Linked DNA regions of Homo sapiens: region 2 is linked to region 1. Evidence: chromatin loops called from intact Hi-C (ENCODE). Cell type or tissue: MCF 10A. All regions are shown on one strand. Links, peaks and the distances in the headings refer to the core of each region. The heading gives the core; the rest is flanking DNA.

Region 1 (2,918 bases), core at 187-2,686:
ACTGAGACCTAAGTAACTTTGGAAAATTTCCCTTTTTTTCCTGTTTATTTTTTAAAATTCAAGAAATGTCATTTTTGAGCATATTAGTGATGCATTTGCTAAACTTTATCTGATGGTTGAACCAAAGGAATAACCTTCTGTCCCTGTTGTTCTCTAATTACCTAAGCATATTGTATGGAAAGTCATGCTAGTTTTATTTTAGTTTATTTATTTTTAATTTTATTTTACTATTTTATTTTGAGATGGAGTTTCACTCTTGTTGCCCAGGCTGGAGTGCAGTGATGCTCACTGCAACCTTTGCTTCCTGGGTTCAAGCGATTCTCCTGCCCCAGCCTCCCGAGTAGCTGGGATTATAGGCACGTGCCACCATGCCTGGCTAATTTTTGTATTTTTAGTAGAGATAGGGTTTTACCATGTTGGCAGGCTGGTCTTGAACTTCTGACCTCAAGTGATCCACCTGCCTCAGCCTCCCAAAGTGCTGGGATTACAGGCGTGAGCCACCACGCCCAGCCCAGTCTGAGTTTAACCGTGGGCATTTGAGGCAAGTGTGAAACCACATTTTTTACCGTGTTACTCTAGAGCAGTTAAGAATAAAACTCTAGGATCACAATTACATTCAGTACAGCAGACTTCCCTCTCACCTCTGGCTTTGCGTAATGTGGTTACAAGTACCTGCAGTCAACTGTGGTTCGAAACAGGTGAGAACAATACAGTAAGATATCTTGAGAGAAGAGACCACATTCACATAACTTTAGTTATAGTATATTGTTATAATTGTTCTATTTCATTATTAGTTGTTGTTAATCCATTATTGTACCTAATTTCCAGATTAAACACACATAGGTATGTATAGATGGGAAAACATAGTATATATAGGGTTGGTATATATACAGAGATATAGCTGCAGTTTCAGACATCCAGTGGGCAGTCTTGTGGGTACCCCCGTGGATAAGGGTGGGCGGCTATATTGCATTTTTTCCAGTAGTTTATGTGGCTTTCTGATTTTGGAATTAGGTTTCCTTTTTTGAAGAGTGTGTTAAATGTATTTTGATTTATAGTTAATTAGTGCTTGATTTTTCTGAAAACAAAATTGTGCCAGGTTCCAAACTTAGAGACTTCTCTGACCATCATGTTAGGATCATTTCTTTATTCATGAAAACACTGACTTCCTTTAAATTGAGGGTTTCTCTTCTGAATTATATTTTAATTTGATGTACAAATAGTTTTACTGAGTAAACAAGAACTGAAGTTTTTCTCTAAATGGCACTTTTTTAGGCTGTTTATCTCCAGATAAATTGACCAGATGGTCCAATTCACCTCTCCTGCTTCCCTGGGGAAGTGTAGCCATTGGTGGTTTGCCCTCTTGTGGTCGGAGATGGAATTGTTCTTGTCAAGGTTCACCGTTGTGTTGGTGCTTTTAACCTGTGGTGTAGGATTTCTTGTTTGAATAGTCCCTCTTTGAAGACAGATAAAATGTTCTAGGATTCTGTAATAACGATCTTTCTAATGCTTGTGTCAAAAGCATTGTATATTATTCCTGAATATGTACAGTACAGTCTTATGGAAGGTAAATAATTGTCACTTAGCATTTATTTTCTGTGCACCTTTTTTGGTTAGGTAAAACCCATGGATTTCTATAGCATTTTTTTTTTTTTTTTGAGACAGAGTCTTGCTCTGTTGCCCAGGCTGGAGTGCAGTGGCATAATCTCAGCTCACTGCAACCTCCACCTCCTGGGTTCAAGCGATTCTCCTACCCCAGCCTCCCAAGTAGCTGGGATTACAGGTGCCCGCCACCACGCCCGGCTAATTTGTGTATTTTTAGTAGAGACAGGGTTTCACCATGTCAGCCAGGCTGGCCTCGAACACCTGACCTTGTCATCTGCCCGCCTCAGCCTCCCAAAGTGCTGGGATTACAGGCATGAGCCACCGCAGCCAGCGTCTACAGCATTTTTTACAGGCTGATATGTATTTGTGTTTCACACCCACCCACCCACCCTCACTCTTACTCCCTTGCTTCAGAATTTCCTAAATTCAAGGGAGAAGTTAAGGAGAGAAGCAGCAAGGTCCATTCTGGAAGTGAGTGGTGATGGTGGTTGCTGTGATTGGATAGAAGTGGAGGCACTCAGCTGCATGTGGCACACACGGTTAGCAGCTGTGAGAACACACCTCGTGCTCTGTGTGCTTCCAAGACCAGTTTTCTGTGTGTGCATGTGGACTCAGGCTTTTTTAGATGATTATTTCTAATGTGCTGACTTTAGTCATTCTCCTATTTCTGGACAGCTTATTATCTGTTGTAAAGACATTTCTTTTAAATGCTGTTTTGGGGGCTGGTTAGCTTGAGATGATGACTGTCTGTGTTTGGCAGTGATGTGAGAGCTTAAATGGGACTGTCATTTGCTGATCCACAGATCTTTAACGACATTGCCACTTTTTAAGTTGGTCACTTTTAAATATTTTTTACTTATTTTTGACATAAAGCAACACGCAGCTGAATTTTGGATGTCGTTATTAATTTAGCTGTGGAGGAACAGTGTTTGATGTGAGTATAATCTGTGCGGGGAAAAGGACAAAAGTACCCCAGAACCTTGCCTTCCTTCGTGCCACTGGATGTGAGCTTGTGCTGTAGTCCTTCCTCCTCTCCGGTGAGGATTGGGTTTGGATGGGACACATGAGGCTGCATTACAGGATGGACCTCTCAGCACTATTGTTTCAAGATGTAATTGTTTTTAAACAAGAGAGAAGAACATAAATTAGAAGATATGGGCCCCCCGAGGCAGGCGTAGGGAGCGTATTATAGCATTATGTACAAAGGGGTCTTGGAGTAGATGGTTTGGAAATGTTTCTGGCGTGTGAAAGTGAATATTTTCCTAGATTGGTATACCGAGCATGTCCTCACTGCAATGTGGCTGCCTCCCGTT
Region 2 (2,918 bases), core at 166-2,665, 1.4 Mb after region 1:
ATAATAATAACAACAGCTTGGGACCCAAACCATTGGCTGAAGCCCATCTGTAAAGTCATGAATTTGGAGTAGACAATCACACAGGCTCTTTATCCCAACCTTTCCATGGAGCTCAGGCTGTCAGCCACCTCTTCAGAAGTCGGAATGCCTGGAGAGCCCTTAGTCCACGTGTCAGCTGCGCCTCCGTCTTCTGCCTCCACTTTGTCCTCCACCATTTGACCAGGCAGTGCTGGGAAGCAAGGAGGGGACCAGGCTGGAGCCTTAAGTCCTGGCGCAGCTGTCGACCGTCAGTGCGGCCACTGCAAAGCGATGTAAATGTCCCAGAGTGGGGCAGCTGGTCGGTAAGACGATGTCACAGACGCCTGGGAAGAGGAATGCACTGGATAAAACGCTGCGTCACTGAACTCTTATTCACAGCCCTGAGCATCCGCCTTTGATTATATTCATAGCCTTGAGGAAGAGCTAGAGATGAGGCATCTTTCCTCACGGAACAGCCGACACAGATATTACAGCCTGGCTTTGGGCTTCAGGAGACGGGCTCAGAGACATCAAGTGCTCTGCCCAAGATCACACAGCAGTGAGTGGCTGAGCAGAGGCCAGACCCCTCCCGCAGCCACTTTGTAATGGCGGCTACAATCACCGAGACGGGCTGAATTTCAAAGCCTCTATTTAAACAATGATGAGCTACAAAATGCATTCTTACTTCTTAGGTTAACACTTTACTCATAAATTAGGAGATTAAAAAGTCGATATAAAATGTATAAAAAATCTTCACCAGATGACTTCCACCGTGTCAGGAAGCTGCTATTTCTGTTACGTTTTACTGTTCTCTTCCCCAAATCCCTGGCGTGTTGCCTGGAAATTCGCGATTTTCTGTAACTCTTCTTCTAGCTCCGAGGATTTCGTTTGAAATTCCTGCCGCAGTCGGAAACATTTTGGAAGACCGCATTTGAGCATTTGATGCAGAAAAAACACACTCCCGGTTACCAGCAAGATCGCTGTGGGGAATGAGGCACTCGAGAAAATCTACATTTGGCTCTGAATTTTCTCAACTTCTTTCCTTCCTCTAGGGAAACAGAAGCGCGGAAAGGCGCCCTCTCCTTCCCTCAGTCTGAGGCTCTTGCCCGCCAGGCCCTTCCCGACTCCGCCCAGGCCACGGGCTGCCCCACCCACACCGGCCGCCTGAGGGGAAGCGGCGGCACCGCCCGCGCGGGTCCGGCCCTGAGGCGGCCTGGTGCTGCCCCCTGCCGTCCAGCGGGAATCGCAACCGATTTCAGAGACGAAATCTAAGAGTAACTGTCAGATGATTAGGAGGGTTCTCCCAGTTCTACAAATGAGTCTATTTGATCGTGGTCCACAATCTTTGCCTGACTGAAAAAGGCGGTTTTCAGAATGCGGAGGAGCTCGTTCCACCCTGCACGAGCAAGAGAACGTTGGAGGCTGCAAGGTGCCCTGCAAAGCCCTTCAGAAAGTCCTGGTGAAATCCCAGTGCCAGAGACGACTCCGAGCGAGATACTGCTTTGGACTTCCGTGTTCCAATCCTCAAAGTAGATTTCACTTGCAGGATTTTGAGAGGTTTAAAAAATACCTGGCAGGCATGTAAAAATGGCAGCAGTAAAAGAGGGTATGGAATTTTTATTTGTAGATTTCAATATATGAACTTTTTCAAGATTACATGAATAAGATCAATAGAGAGATTCACTTTAGCATACTGAGTCTGTTTTTAAATGAACCTTAATTTAGCATTATACATATGTCAGGATTGCATTATTTTATATATTAAAACTAATCCAAGATTAATGGGAAAATAGAGAATCTAAATTTATCCAATTATTTCAATAGTAGTACTTAATAAAGCTCCGGCTGTAGAGATTTATTGATTCGGCAAACAGAGATGGTCTCATCTCCACAGCACAAGAAACCCTGTGCATCACAAATGAGTTTCACGGGTTTAAAGTAAAATTTCTAGTAGCTGTTTTTTAAAAGTGTAAAATTAATTAATTAAGATTGTTTTATCTTGTATCTTACTTTGCAACCAGTAACATTGTGGCTTCAGAGCCACAAGTCCTAAATTTGAATCCAAGGCTGGCCTCTAGGCAAACACCTCTCAGATGCTAGATGGTGCCTTTGAAATAAGCACGTGTTATATAACCCAGTGTGCACAGAGGCCTCATGCCCACAAACTGTTGCTACCTGGGAATGTCAGATAGTCCTGCCTGCCACTGTCACCCCTGAACTGTATGACTTGTTTCTTCTCCTATGGCCTTGACTCTTGGTTCTTGACTCTGGTATTCACTTGGCCCTGGTGTCATCCATACTAACATGTTGTATATAAGATGCATGTGTACAGTGAGTTTTTATTTTTCTAATTACAAAATGAATAGATGTTCATTAAAAAATTACACCTTGCTGAAATCTGAACTAGACCAGATTAGCCTTGCAAGGCTCTGAAAACCAAATTGTTACTGGAATTACAGTTCACAAAAATAGGCCAGGTCCTATACACTGAACCTAAACAAAGCTACTGTCTGTTAAAAATCAGAAACTTAAATAGGATCAAGAATCTTGGCATAATATTAAAAGTGTGCAGGATACAAGCAAATATTGCTTGTCACAACAAGAAGCAGGAGAAACACAACTTGAATAAGAAAAGACAATCAGCTGACACCACAGTAAAGTAAATCAGAAGGTGGAGTTATAAGATGCTCAAAGCAGCCACAACAATGCTTCAACAAACAATTATGAACTCAGTTGAAATAAATGAACAAATAGGAAACTTAGCAAAAACGAGAAATTATTTTAAAAGGACCAAGTAGAAATTATAGAACTGAAAAGTAAAATAACAGAAATGAAAACATGCTAAATGAGCTTAATAGCAGAATGGAGACGAAAGAGGTTAGAACCAGTGAACATGAAGA

What was found. Peaks named below come from ENCODE experiments on the same cell type or tissue, not always from the same donor. Only the 100,000 strongest peaks of a DNase experiment are listed, where the experiment ranks them.
Region 2: it touches region 1 in a loop (5-fold over the local background); 2 of 110 quality-filtered maps call a loop at or near these places.

Annotation. Positions count from the first base shown.
Region 1 is chr13:111,222,217-111,225,134 of GRCh38, forward strand. The region is part of intron 5 of ARHGEF7 (Rho guanine nucleotide exchange factor 7); the gene reads left to right. Among named protein-coding and RNA genes, the nearest start is that of ARHGEF7-AS1, 75 kb to the left of the region's middle. In MCF 10A, for the core only: a CTCF peak has its summit at 1,353 (motif pointing left); a DNase peak (open chromatin) is centred at 1,345.
Region 2 is chr13:112,605,330-112,608,247 of GRCh38, forward strand. It overlaps a transcript of TUBGCP3 not described here. Among named protein-coding and RNA genes, the nearest start is that of TUBGCP3, 19 kb to the left of the region's middle. RefSeq lists silencers at 1,046-1,095, 1,126-1,355. In MCF 10A, for the core only: a CTCF peak has its summit at 1,237 (motif pointing left); a DNase peak (open chromatin) is centred at 1,172.